2 separate regions of the Homo sapiens genome follow, and region 2 is linked to region 1. Evidence: chromatin loops called from intact Hi-C (ENCODE). Cell type or tissue: MCF 10A. All regions are shown on one strand. Links, peaks and the distances in the headings refer to the core of each region. The heading gives the core; the rest is flanking DNA. Region 1 holds the start of CA12 (carbonic anhydrase 12). Region 2 overlaps CA12 (carbonic anhydrase 12).

Region 1 (10,303 bases), core at 1,321-9,320:
CAGTGTTTGTAATTAATTTTGTTTTTAATTTTCCAATGTAATTGGTAATTTTTATCAAATTACACTTGCACGTGGTTTAGAAAGTCAGATGGTTCTACAAAGCTGTGTAACAAAAACCTCAGTTCCCTGACATTCCCTAACCATGTACTGCTCCCTAGAGCAACCACTTTGGATCTTTTTAAAATGATTCTTTTGCTATTATCTCCATATCTCTATATAACATGCTAATATTGTTTTACCTTGATTGTTTTATGTTTAGGCATTATTTATTGACATCCCACCCTGGAAGAGAAGAGTTCAGATCTCTTTCTTACACTCATAGCCCATCTCCTCCTTTTGTAGGTGAGGAAATGAAAGTCCACCAAGGTGAAGTGTCCTGACCAATATCATATTCCCACTGGAAGGAGTCCCACCGCATTTACCATTAATTTAGCATTAGTGCCATGAACTTAGGGAATCTTCAAGTCTCCTCAATCTTTGGAGTAGTTAAGTGGAGGAGTCCAGACCCCCTGGAGTATCCGATGAGTATTATGGACCTCTCCCAGTAAAAATTTCCCTAAGCTGGCTGGGTACGGTGGCTCACCCCTGTAATCCCAGCACTTTGGAAGACCAAGACAGGCAGATCGCCTGAGGTCAGGAGTTCGAGACCAGCCTGGCCAACATGGTGAAACCCTGTCTCTACTAAAAATACAAAAATTAGGCAGGCGTGGTGGCGGGTGCCTGTAATCCCAGCTGCTGGGGAGGCTGAGGCAGGAGAATTGCTTGAACCCGGGAGGCGGAGGTTGCAGTGAGCTGAGATTGTGCCATTGCACTCCAGAATGGGTGACAGAGCGAGACTCTGTCTCAAAAAAAAAATTTCCCTAAGCTTAGACACATAAAGTTTTATATACAAGTCATTTCAGAAGGTCCACAGACTCCCCTGAAACCAGCTATGGGTGCATTGAGAGTTGAGGGTCCCAAGATCAACCTCCCTTGAATTAGTAATTAGACATTCAGAACCACGGGGAAACCAAACTTGTATGTGACCCCCAAGTTTACTGCTCACCCCTTTGCTGAAACAACAATGAAAAAAAATAAAGAAAGCATTGCTTTCAAACCAAGCTATAGAAGACATAAAACCTCTTCTGGACATTTTCTTCAGTCTTTTGTGTGAGAGGTTCATTATTAAGATGTAATCCCAGACCTTAGAGATATAATAAGCCAGATCATTACCTCTTAGCAGGCAGAACAGTTGGAGGCCCAGGATGTAAAATTCCACAAATAACAGAGGAGTTCACCCTTACTTTTCCCCTGAGGAGGCACAGGCCACTCCAGTGATCCTGGAGGCCACTAGAAACACATCTGCTGCCTGAGCACTGCTGCCTTGCCAGCAGTTTGCATTGTACCTGCTCACATTCAAATCATAGCCTTATACCCTACATCTTCTGCTACCCTCCCAGGGCTCGCTAATCAAGGTTTTCCCTGTTGTTGGAGTTCTCATCCTCAGATGAGGCCTCAGCATCACACTCTGGAAAGCTCAGGGCTAAAAGTCATAGAGTGGACATCTGGGACTGTGAGGTCGCGGTGGTGACATAGGACTGGGGACTTGTTGAAAGGCAGCAGCCTCCAGAGCAACATTCCCTGCCCTCCTCTCTGTGAGTGAGCTGGCTTGGGACTCCAGACTCGGCACTTTGGGTATAAATGGCAGTGTCTGGAGGGGCTCAGGAGCTGGAGGGCTGGGGAGAAGCGGCGTTGTAAGTGAGGATGGTGAGTCAAGGGGGTTCATCGGGTGAGGATCAGGGCCCCAGCTCAGCTCTGACCTCAGGAAGTCTCTCTAAAAGTGTGTGTATGTGTGCGTGTGTGTGTGTGCACGCGCACGAAAGTGTGCTTTATTCAGGAATTGCACCCCCTGGTTCCCCACTTCTAGCTGTAAGAACAGAAGGCTTAAAAGGATTAAACTGATTCCACAAGCGAGGCCAGGCCAAGGCCTCAGTGGCATCCTGAGGGAGCAGGCCCTTCCTGGAGGGGAATAGTTTCCTTCCCAAGGAAGGTTATCTGTTCCATCTGGGAAACCTGGGAGGCTCAGCCTGAAACCTGTTAGAACCTGCAGACCCAGCTGGTACTGGGCAGGGAGGTTCCCCTGGAGGGAATGCCCAGAGAAAATGGTATTTACCAAGATCCATATCAGAGGTCCTGGGCCCTGCCTGCTTCCTGTGCTGGGTGCTAGAACTTTCCCTGAGTAACCATCTCCTGGGTAGCCCAAGACTGCCTGGCTCTCCACACCAGGTTTGGGCAGGGCAAGCTCTGCAGAATTCACTGAAATGCCCCCCAAAGCCACGGCAACTAAGAATTCCAAGGGTTTCTCCAGAAGACACTTGACTTCACATTATTATGCTCCCTCCTGGGCCCCTGACATTGTTCTTGAACATTCTCCAATGCTGGAAGTTTAAATGCACCAGGCAGAGAGCAGATCACACTTTGACCCCATTACTCAGCTTAACTCCTCTCCACCTCCAACTTTGGGTTCATGCTGACATTCTACACCTCAGTGATTTTTGCTTTGACCTGTCCTCTAAGGCAGTTAAAAACCCAAGGAAACTGCATGAGAATTTACAGAATAAAAGCTGTGCTCTACCCAGGGGTAGGCAGTCTCCTTCCTCAGAGTGAGGCGAAAGTGGAGTTTTGACTACAAACTTCCCCAGTCCCAACTTGGAGAATTGGGAGAGGAGATAAGGAGGAGGGAAAGGGAGAGGGAAGAGGAAGAGCAGGGAAAGTAGGGAAGAAAGGAAGGGGAGGGAGGGAAGAGAACAGGGAAGGGCAGGAAAAGAGAGAGAAGGGAGGCAGAGCTGCCCCAGAGTGAGAGGAGCAACCAGCTATAGGAAAGAGGGCCAACTAATGGCTGTTTCTCCCTTTGGTCTTGGAGCAACTTAGGACTAAAGAGATTTCCAGGGAAACTTTGGTCTCAGTGCAGCTTTCGTAAAAGGAAACATGTAAAGTTTGTGGTTTTAAAACTTGATTTTCACTTTTACATCGCTCCTTTCTCCCAACTTCTGTTACATCGCTTCTGTTTCTCCCTGACCAGATGAGGGAGATAATATCAAGCACATCATGCCAGCTAGTTGACTGGAATTTAATTAAGAGTTATCCACAGCCTGGCTCCCCTGCCCTTCCCCATGGGCACTGTGACCTCCAAGAGAGGAGGCTCAGAGCTTTTATGCTGCTGAGCAGGACACATTTCCCACCACCACTGCCTCGCCAGGAAGAATCTAGTTTCAGCCAGTAAAATCACTTTCGGTCCAAAATCACTTTCTTATTCCAAAAGATTAATGAACCAGCCTTGGCTGTACACGTGTTAGCTCACTGGCCCGGCGTGAGCCCACAGTTCAGGTCCCCTCTGCCACCTCCTCCTGTCACTCCACGGAGCCTCCATTCAGTCCCTCAGCCTCCAGCCTTTTGGGATTTAGTGTTCTAATTACAATCAGAAATATGCTGTGTGTGTGTGTGTGTGTGTGTGTGTGGTTTGTGTGCGTGCGCGCGTGCGTGTGTGTGTGTACGTGCACACACACGTACATTCAGCATAGTAGAGCCCTCCTGGAGAAAAACAATGATTAAGAATGGGATGCATCATCCCTTTGACTTGTAGGTAAGACTTAATGGTAAAGATCCTCTCCTCCAAAGAAAAGCGCCTACCACTGTCTGCGGGTTCTGCACAGGGGCACAGCAAACCTTTCTCTGTGCTTACCCCAATCAGAATGCCACAGTCATGTCTCTACTTTCTAAACGTGGATCAGGGGAACGCTGTTTTAAATCTTGGCTTTGCATCTCCTCCCTGGTTAGCAAGTTCCCAAGCCACATCTTCAGAGCTGGCGGTGCCCGGGAGTACACGCAAACATTTTAACACCAAATCTGCGCCAAGCGCCACTAGAAAGCAACGTGCTTCCCGACCCAACCTCAGCAAAGGAAAACGGAGCATCCTTTCTTGAGAATCTACTATTTGGTACTACACCTTCCCTGCTCCCCGCAGCAATGATTTTACTTTATCATTGAAGAGCCTTCAGCCCAGGGGCGGCTGAGCGCTCAGGAGTGTTAGGAAAGAAGCAGGCGGAAACTTTACCGTTCACTGGGGCCGGGCTGGAAGGCTGTTCCTTTAAGATCACCAGCAGGAGCACGGCCGCCGCGTGCAGGCTGCGCCGGGGCATCTTCGCGGGCTCCTGCGGGGCGGGCGCGGGCTGTGCCGGGGGCTCCCGGTGGCCGCTCGCTCTCCAGCTGCACACCGGGACCGCGTGCGCGCAGCCTGGGTGCCGTGGCGAGTACGTCCGCCCTTCGCTCTCCTGGCTTCCCCGGGCAGCTTTTATGGAGCAACTCAACGCCAAACACTTGATGTCATCGTGCGGGGAGGGGGTGGGGGAGGAGAACGCCCTGCCCACCGGAGGGCTGGCGCCCCAGATCCTAGGTGAGTTGTAGCCTTGACTTCAGCAGCACTCTGCGGGTCCCCGGCGCTCCTCTGGGCCAGGGCTGACCCAGGAACACAGTTCTCCGAGGAGCTGCTGGCAGGCGTGGGTGAGATCCGCCTGTCTCACATCCAGAAGGGTGCGTCTAGGGATTCCTTCAGTGGCATGCCCTTGGTCTGTCACTGGTCCTGTAACAGCCCAACGAGTTCACCTTGCCCGCTGCTTAGACAGAGCCCATTTATCAAGACAGGGGAGTTGCAATGGAGAAAGTAATTCACGCAGAGCTTGCCGTGCCGGAGACCGGAGGTTTTCGTTCCTTTGTTTGTTTGTTTGAGACGGAGTCTCGCTCTGTTGCCCAGGCCGGAGTGCAATAGCGTGATCTCGGCTCACTGCAACCTCCGCCTCCCGGGTTCAAGCGATTCTCCTGCCTCAGCCTCCCGAGTAGCTGGGATTACAGGCACATGCCACCATGCCCAGATAATTTTTGTATTTTTAGTAGAGGCGGGGTTTCGCCAGTTTAAGGCTGGCCTTAAACTCCCGACCTCAGATAATTCACCTGCCTTGGCTTCCCAAAGTGCTGGGATTACAGGCGCCCACCACCACACCCGGCTAATTTTTCTAATTTTAGTAGAGACGGGGTTTCACCATGTTGGCCAGGCTGGTCTGGAACTCCTGACCTCAAATGATCCACCTACCTTGGCCTCCTAAAGTACTGGGATTCCAGTACTCAAATCAGTCTCCCCAAGCATTCCGGGAGTTGTTTGTTTGTTTGTTTGTTCAGACGGAGTCTCCCTCTGTCGCCCAGGCTGAAATGCAGTGGCATGGTCTTGGCTCACTGCAACCTCTGCCTCACGGGTTCAAGCGATTCTCCTGCCTCAGCCTCCTGGGTAGCTGGGATTACAGGCACGCGCCGCCACACCCAGCTAATTTTTGTATTTTTAGTAGAGACGGGGTTTCACCATGTTGGCCAGGCTGGTCTTGATCTCTTGATCTCGTGATCCACCTAAAGTGCTGGGATTACAGGCGTTGAACCACTGCACCCTGCCTCTGGGAGTTTTTAAAGATAATTTGGCAGATAGGGGCTTGGGACTTGGGGAGTGCTGATTGGTCAGGTTGCAGATGGGATCACAGGGGGGTTGAAGTAACGTTTTCTTGCAGTCTTCTGTTCCTGGGTGGGATCGCAGAACTGGTTGAGCCAGATCACACACGGTCTGAGTGGTGTCAGCTGATCCATCCAGTGCAGGGTCTGCAAAATAGGATGTTAGATTTTACAATAGCGATGTTATCCCCAGCAGCAACTTGGGAAGGTTCAGACTCTTGCAGCCTGACGCCGCAGGACCCCTAAACCATAATTTCTAATGTTGTAACTAATAGATTAATCGTACAAAGGCAGACTGGCACCCAGGCAAGAAGGGGGTCTTTTCGGGAAAGGGCTATTATTGATTTTGTTTCTGAGTCAAACCATAAACTGAATTCCTTTCTAAGGTTAGTTTGGCCTATGCCCAGGAATGAATAAGGACAGCATGAAAGTTAGAAGAAAGACTGAGTCATTTAGGTCTGATCTTTGTCACTGCCATAATTTCCTCAGTTATAATTTTTGCAAAGGCTGTTTCAGCCCTACTCAGAATCCCCCAAGTATAGTGCCATTTGGGCAAAAGCCTCCTTCATGCTTTTTTTTTTTTTTCTTCAGGTGCCTGCCTGGACTTAGCACAGGTTAAGGAACTGGACAAGATAGTTACATTCACATGAGTTTCTGCCAATTGTTCAGTGCATCCTGATTAAGTTCTTACCTTCCAAGTTGAGATGCAAAGAGATGAACTGAGAATAGGAGAACAGCACAGTGGGGTACACATGAAGAGCTTATCACAATTCCCCTTAGTAACGGGTAAGTAGATGGGACTCATGCTGGTTCAATACATCATTCCATCCTCACTAGGAAGCTGGGAGAGAGGGTCCCTCTTTTGGGGTGGCAGCAGAAGAAAGGGACTTACATTATTTACTGAGCACCCGTTGTGTGTCAGGCACTTTTTTGGGGGGCTTAGAACATGATACCCCAAAGTATGGCACCTTGGCATGCTGAGTACTTTGAACTGAAGGAAACTGAAAAGGCCTCAGAAACAAGGTCTCTCTGACCTTCTCCCATCCTCCTGTCTCCTGCCCCTTCTTCTCCCGCTAAGTGAATCATAGAAACCAGAATCCCTCTTCCCCAGGCAGGTCATAGAAAGTAGAGCCCCTCTCCTCCACAGCAAGCCATAAAATCTAGAAACATCACTCTCTCCCCTCTCCCTTCTCCTTTAAAGACCCTCATTCGAGAGGGGTCCTGCCCCATACCCAGGAGAAAGCAATGCTACACAGAGAGGTCAAGAAGAATTGGAACGGACAGGCCTTGCTGGGTTCCCCTCAGTCTATCACTATGAGATCACACCCTTCTCTCCAATCACATTTCTATACGGCCATCCATGTTCTTCATCAAACCTAAGCAGAAACACCGTTCTCCCTGAGTCTTTGGGTCTTCATTTCTGAAGTCTCTTGTGTCACTTGTTGGCCTGTCTTTTGTTATTTGAGTGTCAACTGTGACCTTTATGATGGGGGAGGAAAGGGATCACACCTTTCTGTCCCTACAGGCTGTGCTAGACCTACAGGCTGTGCTAGAGAAACAGGAGTGTTTCTCTAGTCTTGTTAACCTGCTGCCCCAATACCCCCTAAATCTTCCCACTGCTGTTGCCACCACTGTAGTCATTTGTGCTTCTGGCTTCCCTGGGCCCTCCGTGTGTCTCTGCACCGCTGCAGGGGCCAGGCTCGGTTTCCTCCCCGCTCTATGATCCTACTCACTGCTGCCTATGCACACTGCTCAGGTCACATGGGCTGCGGAAGGGTGTCCACCCCAGTTCTGGTACAGGACCCCTGGGTTTGTGACCTGGCCTGTCATGCCCTCTTCTCTTGGCCACAGCAGCCAGACAAGCCCTCTCTGATCTCACATCTGTGCTGACCCTCAGCCTGTGCACACTCTCAGGCCAGCCTTAGTGACCAATGAAGCCACTTGTCCGTGGTGGGTTTGAAGGGATGGAGTAACTTCTCCTCCAAGAGCCACCAAAAAGCAGATGCCACCCACATTTCAAGGGGTGTTACTGCTCTGTCCCTACCAGCTCAGCTACTGTGTGGGTTAATAAAGGGCTTTGAAGTCTCCTTAAGGAAGTTGTTACAAAGACAATCTTGTTACAAGCACTTCCAGACCACAGTAGGCTTAGGGATCATCTTTTCTGCCTGATAGAGGGCCTCGAGTGAGCTCTGGAGTGGTGCAGGAGTGTTTCTCTTGTTCAGATTTGTCATCAAGGGCAGTCTGTCTGTTTAGAAGATTAAATGGACTAGAGGAACACAGAGCTTGGGGAGAAACCACTGCAGGCTCAAAGACGCAGAGACCGAATCTGTGGAGGTGAAATCACTTGTTGCGCATGTCACAACCAGTTAAAGGTAAACTGGGCCATGCACACATATTTTGGTATTCCCACTCCAGGTGTTCACCCATCATGTCTGTCTAAACATTAAGTTCATTGTCTCCTGGAACATGCACCTCTAAGTATTCTCCAGAGATCCCCAGAGATGGAGAGGTTAAAATGGCAGAAACAGGTGGACTTCATAGACCAGTAAGGCTAGATTGTGAACTGGGTTTCATAGACAGAATGAACAGGGCTGAGATGTTTACTGCATGGCTGTGTCAGAAACTTGGTTAATTAGTAAATAATGGATAGCAATTAAAAGGGAATTGAGCATGTAAACTGAGACCCAGAATTATTATTATTATTATGAATGGAATGACCACAGGTATTCAAGTTGAATGTCAAGGATCCCCCCCTGACAAACAGCACAGACCCAACCAGCTTAAGTTCCCAACTCTGGGAATCCTTTGTCTGCTTCCTCAGGCTTGTGCAGATGAACATGCAAGGGCTTGCTGTGCCATCATCAGCTGGGGCTGTTGTCAGCCAATAAATAACCCATTGCTCAATGAGTTAGGGTAGAAAGTAGACCTTCTGCACTCAAAATGTGGCAATTGGCCACCAAATGACATGCCTAGACAGGGAATGGTACCCCCTAGGATGTTACCATCTGAATAGACACAAGGGTGAGGCTGGTGAGTCAAGGGGCAGAGAAGCAGGAATGAACAAGGATTTGGTGTTAGGAAGTCTGGGTTGGCTGAAGTGCCTGCCCCACCACTTCCTCAATGGCTGACCTTGACCGTGATGCAAGCTTTCATCCTCTGTAAAATGAAGGTGTAATCCATACCCCTGAGTCATCATAGAATTGATATATGGCTGGAAGGTGATAAGGCCAGTGGACATTTTCTTCATTCATTCATTCATTCATCTTCTATGTGCCAGGCACTATGCTAGGCTCTTGGAGAGTGCACAAACATAAAACAAATAATCTCATGAATAACTATATAATTACAACTCTAATGAGTGCAATAGAAGGTTGAGATATGACTGAGAGGGGCCCACTCTGTCCTGGGGTGGTGAGGAAGACATCATCAGTATAAGGATTATGTTTTGTGACTTCATAAAACCTTTGAAATGCACAGCACATACCAGGCTCTTCTTTCCCAAACCTAGTGCCATTTGGTGGCATTTGCCCTGACATAGCTAGTTGTTAGCCTTTCAGGCATAAAGGTTAGAGTATAGAGAATTTTGTTTCTTAAGGTGATAATTTTATTTCTTAAGATAAGAATGAACTCTTCAAATGGTGTCACTCAATTGGGAATGCACCTTTATATGGAGCTAAAGAAAGGACTGCTGGGAGGAAAATAGACATTTAGTGAGCACCTACTGTTTGCCTGCCACTGTGCTTGACACTTTATTCTTACAACAACATGCAGGGATAGTGTTAGGTTTGCCATTTTATAGATGAGGAATCTGAGGCTTGGAGAAGTTGAATCTTTTCTAGTTCATGAGGAACCCAGATGATTTTGTCTCCAAGGCCCAGGCAGGCTCTTTTCATGGCTGTCCTACAGATACCTCAGATGGAGATGTTTTCTTACTGGGTGCCTCTAAGAGGAGGATTCTCCAGTTTTCCTTCTTTTCTTTTCTTTTTTTTTTTTTTTTTTTTGGACAGTCTTCTCTGTCGCCCAGGCTGCAGTGCAGTGGTGTGATCTCTGCTCACTGCAACCTCCGCCTCCCAGGTTGAAGTGATTCTCCTACCTCAGCCTCCTGAGTAGCTGGGACTACAGGCGTGTGCCACCACACCTGACTAATTTTTGTATTTTTGGTAGAGATGGGGTTTTACTATGTTGGCCAGGCTGGTCTTGAACTCCTGGCCTGAAGTGATCTGCCTACCTCAGCCTCTGAAAGTGCTGGGATTACAAGCATGAGCCACCATGCCTGGCCTACGGTTCTCCAATTTTCTAGATGCTGTGATCGTTTGTTTGTTGATCAGAGGCACGTGTACCGATTGTAGCAATCAAATAATGCTCAGCATGGGATATGGCTGTGTCTGAGGGACCAAGGGACCCTGTATCATACTCTGTGATCAGTGGATAGAACATTTGCCAAAAGAAGAGCTCAGAGCTTTGAATCGACGTAGGTCTCAAGCAAAGGAAGGAGAATGTGAGCCATACCAAATAGCTCTTCTGTTACATTAACGAGGTTTGCTTTGACTTAGGAAGGCCAGACAAGACAGAGGCAGAGAGGGAAGGGGGAGGAAGGGAGAAGAGGGAGGAAGGAGGGAAGAAGGAAGGAAAAGTCCACATTGTATCCTTTGACTGGGCAGTGGCTGAGGGAACCTCTAGGCCAAGACTCACATAGACCCATTGATCTGGGTACCAATGTCTGTGTTTTAAAATATAGCCAGTTTTGTAGTTTTATTCACATCTGCGTCTTCCC
Region 2 (10,303 bases), core at 1,352-9,351, 50 kb before region 1:
TGGTGGTCCAGGTGACTGCGGCTCTTCATGCCACAAAGCTGCCTTCCCAGGCAGACTAATCATCATGGACACATAGCTGTCCATTCCCATTTTGGACCCAAACCAGCTCACCTCTTCCTTCTGAAAAGCCAAATGGACACCACCACCACAATACAGATGCCAAGAATGCCAGCCAGGGCCAGTGAGAGGATGATGCCTGGTGAAGAGGTAGAGGGCACACATTACATTCCTTCCTTCCCCTCCATCTTAGCCCATGGCCCCCGGGTGTGAAATCATGGCCCAGCTGCATAATCATCCACAGAAAGGAATAATTTCCCCATCCCTGTTCTCAGATTCTGGTCTTTGGCTTAGTGGGACTGGCTGGAGTATTTTGAGGTGGCCGTTTGCAAATTCTAGTGGTTTTCCAGCAGATGCTCTCAAACTTACACAAGGGTCATCTGAAGAGCTTGTTTAAAATGTAGGGTTTTTTTTTTTTTTTTAGCCCAACCCCCAGAGATTCAAAGTCAATCTGTTTGGTGCAGGGCCCGGGAATCTGCATTTTGCCAAATACTTACAGCTGATACTGATGCACGTGGTCCAAGAACCACACTTTGATAAGCCCTGGGCTACACAAATAAGAACTTACTCTGTCTTTGCCTGCTGGATTTAAGGCCCATTGGCTGTCTCCATCAGTTTTGCCCCCAAGTTCCATTGCACAGTCCTAAGCAGTCCCAGATGACCAGTAGTCCATTGCCAAGGTCATGCGGCCTGTCAGCTGACCTCCACAATGGGCTCTGGTATGTTTTCAGCAACAGCCTCCCACCATGACCAAAAGAAAGTCTTAGATAGGTTCTTTGAATACACACATGCTGTAGAGTGATTGGATCTTTCATTAGAGGAACATTTGATTGGCAGTTCATCTTTGAATCACAGAGCGACTTGAGGGTAAGACCCATAGCAAGGAGAGGGCCAGGAGCCAGAGCAATAGTACAGAGAAGCAGAGAGGACGGGCTTGGATCACACCAAGAATCACAGTGATCACCCAGCTGCAGCATGCACGGCTGGCTGCCCAGCCACATACCCAGACTCAGTCCTGCCGCAGTACAGACTTGCACTTAAAAGGGGAGAGGAAAAGACGAGGTTACTCTAGAGTCAAACCACACTGGATTTGAGCAGCGTGTTGAGAGACGCTCTACCATTTGTTTGGTCTTAGGCTGACAGACCTCTAGGGATGTCCACCCTTGGCTCAGGGATTGCCTGATGAAGTACAGGAAATTGCCCATCTAGGGAATTCATACTGCAATCCCTCCTTCCGATGCTCCTTTTTTTTTTTTTTTTGAGATGGAATCTCGCTCTGCCGCCCAGGCTGGAATGCAGTGGTGCGATCTTGGCTCACTTCAACCTCCGCCTCCTGGGTTCAAGCAATTCTCTGCCTCAGTCTCCCAAGTAGCTGGGATTACAAGCACCTGCCACCACACCCAGCTAATTTTTGGATTTTTAGTAGAGACAGGGTTTCACCATCTTGGCCAGGCTGGTCTTGAACTCCTGACCTCATTATCCACCTGCCTTGGCCTTCCAAAGTGTTGGGATTATAGGCGTGAGCCCCTGCGCCCGGCCCCGATGCTCCTTTATCACAACAGTTTCCTGGCTAGGGCAAGACTTCACTTGAGTTTTTGTTTGTTTGTTTGTTTGTGTTTTTTTTGAGACAGAGTCTCGCTCTGTCACACATGCTGGAGTGCAGTGGCACAATCTTGGCTCACTGCAACCTCCACCTCCTGGGTTCAAGCAATTCTCATGCCTCAGCCTCCCGAGCAGCTGGGACTGCAGGCGTGCACCACAACGCTTGGCTAATTTTTGTATTTTTAGTAGAGATGGGGTTTTGCCATGTTGACCAGGCTGGTCTCGAACTCCTGATCTCAAGTGATCCACCTGCCTCGGCCTCCCAAACTATGGGGATTACAGGTGTGAGCCACGGCGCCCAGCCAAGATTTCAGTTTTTAATACAACATGGCCAAAGAGGAAAGATGAAGAAAGGTAGGGATCAAAGCCTGCTTGGGCAGGCTCCTGTCCATGTCCCTGGTACCTGCCTCACTTCCTAAGCAAGGAATCCATCACCAGACTTCTCCCCCAGCCCATCAGCTTGTCATCATGGTTTGGTTCTATTTTTGCTTTGTCCCTCCTGGACAAACGCCTTCACCACATCAGCCCCACTTCTCTGCTCCATGGAACCAGGGTATTACGGCTTCAACCAGCAAGTTACTGTTGAGGATAAATAAGGTGAGAGAGAAGTCCTCAGTGTGGCTGAACCCGTGCCCAGCTACCTAAGTCTCACAGTCAGCCTACTAGCCACCTCCTGGGGGGAAAATCACATGAGAATCCATTGTCTTGAGTGAGCAGAGGATCCCAGTCATGAAGTCTCCCCTGAAAACCCTCAGCCTGTTTTTTCCAAGGTTCCCACAGCCATTCCCCATTCTCCTAATCAGGTCCTTTGTCTAAAGAAAGTGTAGATTTACAGGTACCCTTCTGTCTGGTGGTTTTCTCATCTCAATGGAAACTTCTAGCATGTGTGTGTGTCTTGGAGGAAGAAGGGGTATTTGTTCTAACTCACACTGGGAGCCACAGTTGTACAGATGGTGGCCACCCAGCCTGACACAGAAGATCCTGTGCCCATAGAACCCACAGTGGTGGCTGAGGCCCTGGGAGAGCCCTGGTCAAGTGTAAGATGCCAGCAGGGGGCCAAGGACTCTCCCTTGGGGCCCTTAACAGCCTGGGGAACCAGATCTGAGGCTGCAGGGTGAGGTTTTGCTCACTGCCCCTTCTCCTGTCGTATGGCCCAAGTCTAGCTGATTCCCCAGGAGCCATCAGCCGTGTGCTTTTCCGATTGTCTTTTTCTGCAATCTCACATTGAACCTGCAGAGCCTCCCTGGTCCAAGGCTGGGCCCTGGGGGTTCCTGGTCTGGCTTCCCCAGGTGGCACCGGGCTGCTGTGAGGGTTAGCAGAGCAGGCAGGGAGAAGAGCTGTCCCCAAGGACAGGGAAGCCTATTCTCCCTACTCTGCTCACCACCACCAGCTGCTCATGACCTCCCAAGTGGCAGAGTGGCTCCACTGGCCAGACTCCCTGCCCCAGGCCTCTTCGTGTAACCTGAACACAAGGACCAGCCTGTGGCTTGGGGAGGTACTGAGGACATGAGTCTCCACCTGGAGGGAGCTTCCAGTGTTTGTACAGCACAAGCTCTGTTTCCTGCAGGGCCTGTGGCCTCTGCACAGTGGAACTTGGTATTAGGGTTGGTTGTTTCTTTTTTAAATGTAACCAGAGACCATGGTCCCTGGAATCTTAAAAAAACAAACATAATAAACCTAGCCATGGTTTTTCTTCCCAACCCTTTGATGAAATACACTCTCGTTCTTTGTTCCTGAAGCTCCAGATGCTTGTGGTGCCAAACCAGTTCTCGCCACCTGAAGACTATTACTAGGAAGCCTTACCACCTGGCTAAGCCATCCAGGCTGGATGGTTTCTAAAGTCATCTCTTTCACAGTCACCTCAAACATTCTGAGAGTCACACAGGCCCCAGACCACTGAGCAGCCCAGTCTGTGGCTGGTGGGGGTACCCTTCATGCCTGGTCTTGGGGAGCTGAGCAAAGTCTATGGAGAGCAAGGCCCCAGCAAGGGTGGGGCTTTTCTCAGGGCACATGCCCTGCGTGGTGGCTTCTCTGGAGGGAGAGTCTGGCTTCCCCCGGTTATTACGCGGGGTTCCTGTTGGAGGTCCTGTAAGCAACAGCATAGTTGAACCCAGTGCTGTGACCTGGGATCTTTGCTCCTTGAGGACCACTTGTCAAGGCCTAAATGGACTCTCCTTGGAAACAACGAAATGAGACCAAACAGGCATGAAGACAAAGAAAGGCCCAGAGACTGGGACAGATACTTTTCAGCCAAGACTTTGATACAGCAAAAACGAAGCAGCTTGACTGAGCCAACATCATAAGCTGTTAAGGAAGAGGAATGCCGGCGAGGGTGTCACCCGATAGTTCCACCACCTCAGGAAGCCCAGGGCAGGAAGGTGTTGTTGGAATGCTGTCCCTGCCAATCGAGACAGCACCAACCATCATGGAGGCTCAGCTTCTTTGCAGAAATGGGCTTGAGTCCCATTGGAGGCAGATGCCAAAACATCTGTTATCTGATGGGAGAGAGAAAGTCAGCGAGACTTTCGGGACACAGGGAGAACTGTCAGGGCAACCAGAGAACTAGAACCTGAGTGCGAAGCCAAAGCCTGTTTCCCAGCAGAGCCTCGGCTGGGTGAGAGCGAAGCCTCTAGGCACTGTAGAGAACAGGCATCAAAGATGGTACAGGGAGGGGCAGAACTAGAGAAATTCACTTTCAGGTTAAAGAAATGGTTTGTTTCTGAATAGGAAAGAAGGGAGGCGATTCCCACGGAAGAACAATGGGACAGACAGTAGAAATGGAGACAGGCTAGGTCACAGAGGTGGCCCACGAGAGGCATCGAGTGGCAGCCCAACAGAAGGAGCTCTGGGGCTGGCTGGTAAGAGGGTGCACACCATGAGGACGTGGGAGAGCCGCCTGTTCACAAAGTGCTCGGGTATGACTCAGGGCGAGCAGAGAGACGGCAGTGTGACACACACAAGGAAACCACACAGATATAGAAGAACTCGATGGTCACACACCTTGCCCAGGAAGGTACAGACACCCGGAGAAGGTCGGTGAGCTGCTTGCCACAAGGGCCTTGCTACCTGTTCTGGCAGGCCCAGGAGCTGCGTCTTCCACCGGCATCTTGCTGGACTGAGGGATGCTGGTTAAGGGCTTTTGAGGTCTTCTGAAGCCTCAAGCATAAACACAGAAGAGTCCAGCACGAGGAACAAGCACCTCACTTTCACATCTGGAGGTTCCTGGAACAACAGTCTAGTATTTTCTAGCTCTATTTACGATTCTGTTTGACTGTGGACTATAATCCTTTTCAAGTATTATTTTAAAGTACACACTGTTTACATAGATGGCATGTTACGTAGCGATATCCTTAGCCGTCTCCAGCCTTGTAAAAGAGGTCAGAGAGTTTAGATTTATCAGGGGTTTGATAGTTTAAATACACAAAATCTGTTAGGAAGGTAAAAAGCCCCTTATTATTACACCTAATAAAAAATCAGAGAGTCAAGAAACTGCAAATCCAGTGCTATCTTCAGATGATGCTTTGCCAAGACAAGGAAGATGCCCTCACCACAGAGTGGAGCCATCTTCAGAGGACATATTTAACTGCGGAGTTTTCCTTATGAACGCTATGCAACCCAAAACAAGAATTGCTACAAAGAAATCTGCCAACAAGATAGTACCAGATTACATGGGGGAACTGGTTTTATACAGCTATGATGGGACTGAGGGCTTTGCCTGTAGATTACAGGAATGCAGCCCCTGCAGACAGCACGTTGCTCTGAAGGGCCTAAATCCCAGAGCCTCAGGGGCAGGTTACAATGCTGGCACTTGGTGCTTGGCACTCTAAGCTGTCTTCACTGTCCCTGGGGAAAGAATGGGTGGTGGGACGGGGGCCTTTGATCCCTATCAAGCCAGAGCTACAGAAGGCACAACAGCATCTCTAGGCAACTTCCTCCCAGACCTTCAAAACTGACAGCTAAGTTCTGATCGTTAATCTCTCTTAAACAAATGGTTGATTTTTAACATTGTTAGCAAATGGAGACCACAGAAAAACAAGACAATAAAACGAAAAGGTGACAACTGGCCAGGCTTATGTGTAAATCATTCTGCAGAGAAGACACTGAGGAGGGGAGGGAACTGGAGATGGGTCAGGGACATTCTTTCAACAAGCTTATATTGAGCACCAGGCACCATGCCAGGCATAAAAATGAGTAACACGTCAGTCATCCCTGGCCTTAAGGAGCTTGTAGTATGTGTATAATATGTACGTATTGTTCTTTTTCTATTCGTCTTTGCTGTGTGGTAATAATTACTCTATGGTGTGTCAAGTAACATAACAGAGATGGAGACGTGGTTCTGGCTGCACTGAGGGAGATTAAGTCACCTTTAGAGGGATGGGGAGGACTTCCAGGAGGACGTGATTAGAGTTGGGTCTTGAAAGAATTTTCCAGATGGAGGAGGGAGGGGGCATCCCAGACATCAAGTGTGTGTACTTGAAAGCATCTGCCCTACAGTTTTGGGGGCTGAGGCTAAGAGGGCAGGGATGGGGCTGTGGGGAGATGATGTGGAAGGATCGGCTAGGGCCCCATCACCAAGGGTGGGTCCAGCCGTCTGCCCAGCCCCTTTTCCCATTGTCTTTCCTGAACATAGTCTGCCCTGTGCCACGGGCTGTGTTTAAGAGCAAGATGACACCCACCATGGGGTTTTCTGTCCCCCATAGCGCATAACTCGGACTGTGCTCGGGAAACATGTGGTGTGTGAAAGGCACTAGGACCTCACTTCTTAGCACCTTGGACCAATGCTCCTGACTGTTCGGCCTCTGACCCAGACCAGCGACTGAAGGTGGAAATGATGCTGGCTAATCATTTGGATCCTTTGGGAGAATCGATGATATTCTTTCAGCTAATAGCTTTTACTTATAAATGGAAACTTTAAGAAATACAAGGTCAATAATGATAACACATGCATTCTAGCCTCAAAAAATTAGATAATTAGCCATCTTAGCCATGTCTGATTTCCTTCTCCCTCCTTTTAAGGTTTCATAAAATTGCCCAGGTCTAGGCTTAAGCAGATCCTAATTGCAGGACTATAGATTTGCCCTTGCGGTTTGCTGCCTGGCACCCTTGTCTGAGTGTGCCATAGCTGCTCTGGTGGGTGACATGCAGTTGCTTAGAGCAAGCCCACTAATGATGTGATTATAGAAACTTCTTGGCTTCCTTTTGTCCCTCAAGTTTCCATGGCCCTGACATGTTGAGCACAGGGCTAGATGGTGTTAGCATTTTTGTCTGATGGGCTCTTGCTTCATTACCCAGCATCTGGGCCCAGTGTTGGTGCCACTGGCTAGGAGGAGGTGAACTCAAAGGAACCAAGAACCAGGCCAAAGCCCTAAGCCTGAGCCCCTGTGATGTCCCCCTGCCTCTGCCGTCTTTCCCCTTTCCCACTAAGAGCACCTGACTTGAAACCCGAACTGGCCTGAGGACGTGTCCCCTCCCAGGGGCCCACCTTGAGGACGAGTCTTGCTTTCTCCTTCAGCTCAAATCTTCCAACTGCCACTTGGAAGAGGCACTTTTTTTTTTTTTTTTTTTTTTTTTTTTTTTCAGATGGAGTATCACTCTGTCGCCCAGGCTGGAGTGCACTGGTGCAATCTTGGCTCACTGCAACCTCTGCCTTCTGGGTTCAAGTGATTCTCCTGCCTCAGCCTCCACAGTAGATGGGACTACTGGCATGCACCACCATGCCTGGCTGATTTTTTTTTTTTTAAGTAGAGAGGGGGTTTCACCATGTTGGCCAGGCTGGTCTCGAACTCCCAACCTCAGGTGATCCACCTGCCTTGGCCTCCCAAAATGCTGGGATTACAGGCATGAGCCACACCCAGCCAATGGAAGAGGCACTTTTTAAGAATGGAAAAAAGTGCCTGACATGACTTTCACTTTTCCATAAAGAGTGGACGTTTTAACTAAAGGCAACAAGAAACATAACATACAAGAGAGAAAAACTCATACAAAAGGGAGAGAGAAAAAGAATAAAGGGGGGATCCTGAAGAAGTTGCTACTTCAGAGGCATCTGCACCCCTGATAAAGGATTTGTACACTCCTAAGGGTGCACAGTTCTCTCTCACGCTACGTCTCTTGGTCTTACCCAATCATATAAAAAAGAATCTATACTTGAATTCTAAAGGAAGATGGGGAACAAGGTCTCTCTTGGGTTGGTTTGTTCTGCCTCAGTAACTTCAGCCTTACTGTTTCAGGGATAACCATCATCACACTGAAATGTTCATGCCATAAAACAATGAAGACCAGGGCATGTGATATAAAACTCCAGACTCCTATGACATCAGTGAAAACAATGAGTTCTGGGCCGCAGAAACCCTGGGGCAGTGGTTTTCCATCAGGGGAAAACTTGCCCCTCCTGCCTGCACAGAGTTGGCAATGTCTGGAAACAGTTTTGCCTGTTAAAACTGGGGAGGGGCAACTGGCATCTACTGGGTAGAGACCAACGGTGCTGCCAATGCTACAACACACAGGACACCCCCCACTGTAAGAATTATCCTGCCTAAGTTGTCAGTAGTGCTAAGGTTGAGAAACTCTGCCCCCAGGCTAAGGTGTAGCTGGACTATAAACCTCTTAAGGACAGAAATCAGGTCCTGTACCCCTTTTCTAAGCACAGTTGAGGAAAATAGCAGGGTTAAGTTAAATGATTCGGTCCAAATTGTCCCAACCTGGCTAAACTTCAGATCCTTCCCCAAAGTCCATGTACTTTCTCTCATAGGGAATTTTTTTTTAATTTTTAAATTTTAATTATTTAAGAGACAGGGTCTCACTCTGTCACCCAAGCTGGAGTGCAGTGGTGTGATCATGGCTCACTGCAGCCTCAAACTCTTGGGCTAATGTGATCCTCCCACCTCAGCCTCCCAAAGTGCTGGGATTACAAGCATGAGCCACCACACCCGGCCATCCTAGATGATTTTTTAAACATCACTTTTCTCCTGGCAGAATTTTCTGACTCTGTAGTTCTTGTTAACTTCCAGAGAAAGCCCTGAGTAAGCCAGACCCTAATTACAAACATGCCTCAGTGGATGAGGCTACAATTTGAGTCCAAACTGCTCAAGGTTCACACTGACAAAGTCTCACACCGTAAACCTGAAACATCATGTTACAGTCTGAGGCCTGCTCCGAGCTGGGTAAGAAAGGCCTCGTGAATGCAGCCCCCTGGGCAGATGAGGTTTGGGCCTTCACCCCTTTGGGACTGCCTCCTCATTGCTCCTTGGGAAGCAGCCGCACTTGCTGCCTGTGTCTTTGGGAAGTGAAAGGGAGGGGAGGAGAATTCTGGCCAAGCTTCTATAATCAGCCTCCAGATGGACAGGTTTTCCTTGGACTGCCACAGAGTCTCACTCAGAGGAGAAAGCTGGTCCCAACCTGGGCTTGTGGAAGCACCAGCTCTGGGCAAACCGTGGAGGAAGAGCAGTGGCAACGCTGCATTTGGGCTTTGATCTTGACGTCCTAAGCTGGGAGATGGTCTCCAGACTTCTGCTTAGAGGCCCCTCAAGCTCCCCTATCCAGACTGGGAGAATCTACTGAAGCGCTTGGCTAAAAACCTGCCTACGCTGCCCCACTACAAGCAGCTGCTTAGACACAAGCCGGTCTAAGAAGATGGCTAATTATCCCCAATGCCATAGTCCATCGTTACAAGCGGGGGTTACTTTTGGATGTCAGAGTCAAGCTCCTGCCCGGTTTCTTCTGATCCTCTGTAACTGCCCTCAAACACTGTCCCTGCAATGTAAAGTCAGGATTGGCAGTTGTTAGTGTCCACTTAACCATCACAACATATTAGCACCGAAAGGACATGAGATCACCTAATCCAACCTGGCTTTTTTTTTTTTTTTTTTTTTTTTTGAGACAGAGTCTCACTCTGTCACCCAGGCTGGAGTGCAGTGGCATGATCTTGGCTCACTGCAACCTCCACCTCCCGGGTTCAAGCGATTCTCCTGCCTCAGCTTCCTGAGTAGCTGGGATTACCTGGCATTTTGTGGCTGAGGAAACCAAGGCCTGAAGAAGGGACACGATTTGTCCACAGCCTGCAGCCAGGAGGAAGCAAAGCCAGGCCTTGAACCTAGGCCTCCTGACTGTAAGGAGAATATGTGCCACCCCTTCCCTGGGTGTGCATAGGTGAGCTCAGAGAACAGAGCCGGCAATGGGGTCCTGGGATCGCGAGCAAAATTCTATCTGATCTATGTGGGCAAAGTTCCTAATCTCCTGGCAGAGTTTTTATGTTTTTGGTTTTAAGAGTTGAAGTAGTTCCATTTAACCCTTGGATACTACATTCTCCACTTAGAAGAATGAGAAAAGACAGCGTTGTATCCATAACAGATACATTCCATGCACTCAGTTCATTTCCTAGAAAAGAAACTGTTAGTTATCATCACATGGATTTTGAATTTTCAGGAAGGCTACTGTTCACAGATTCTGTTTTCCAACTGAGAAACTGAGGAAAGAGGGAAATGATCTTAATTAGTTGTACCTGGAGAGGAGAAAACACAAAAGACAAATTCTTGGGCAGTTCTTCATGAAAAGACAGAGAATGATGTAATCCTGACCGTAAGGATGGGTCAGTTTCTAAAGCTTCCTGGAAAGGGCCTTCAAATACAGTCTCCATATGTTCAACTAA

The links. A loop is a pair of places that touch in the nucleus more often than their neighbours do. Peaks named below come from ENCODE experiments on the same cell type or tissue, not always from the same donor. Only the 100,000 strongest peaks of a DNase experiment are listed, where the experiment ranks them.
Region 2: a loop joins it to region 1, with 3 times the contacts of the local background. A loop is called at or near these places in 10 of 110 quality-filtered maps.

What each region holds. Positions count from the first base shown.
Region 1 is chr15:63,377,543-63,387,845 of GRCh38, forward strand. It overlaps CA12 (carbonic anhydrase 12), which reads right to left and starts at 4,304. Exons shown (of 11, transcript NM_001218.5): 1 at 4,094-4,304. The coding sequence starts at 4,178. RefSeq lists enhancers at 3,988-4,508, 4,509-5,028. In MCF 10A, for the core only: no CTCF peak of the experiment used is centred there; a DNase peak (open chromatin) is centred at 8,509.
Region 2 is chr15:63,327,038-63,337,340 of GRCh38, forward strand. CA12 (carbonic anhydrase 12) reads right to left here. Exons shown (of 11, transcript NM_001218.5): 9 at 1,061-1,093; 10 at 112-196. The region is part of intron 1 of LOC124903506 (a long non-coding RNA gene); the gene reads left to right. Among named protein-coding and RNA genes, the nearest start is that of CA12, 50 kb to the right of the region's middle. In MCF 10A, for the core only: no CTCF peak of the experiment used is centred there; a DNase peak (open chromatin) is centred at 5,834.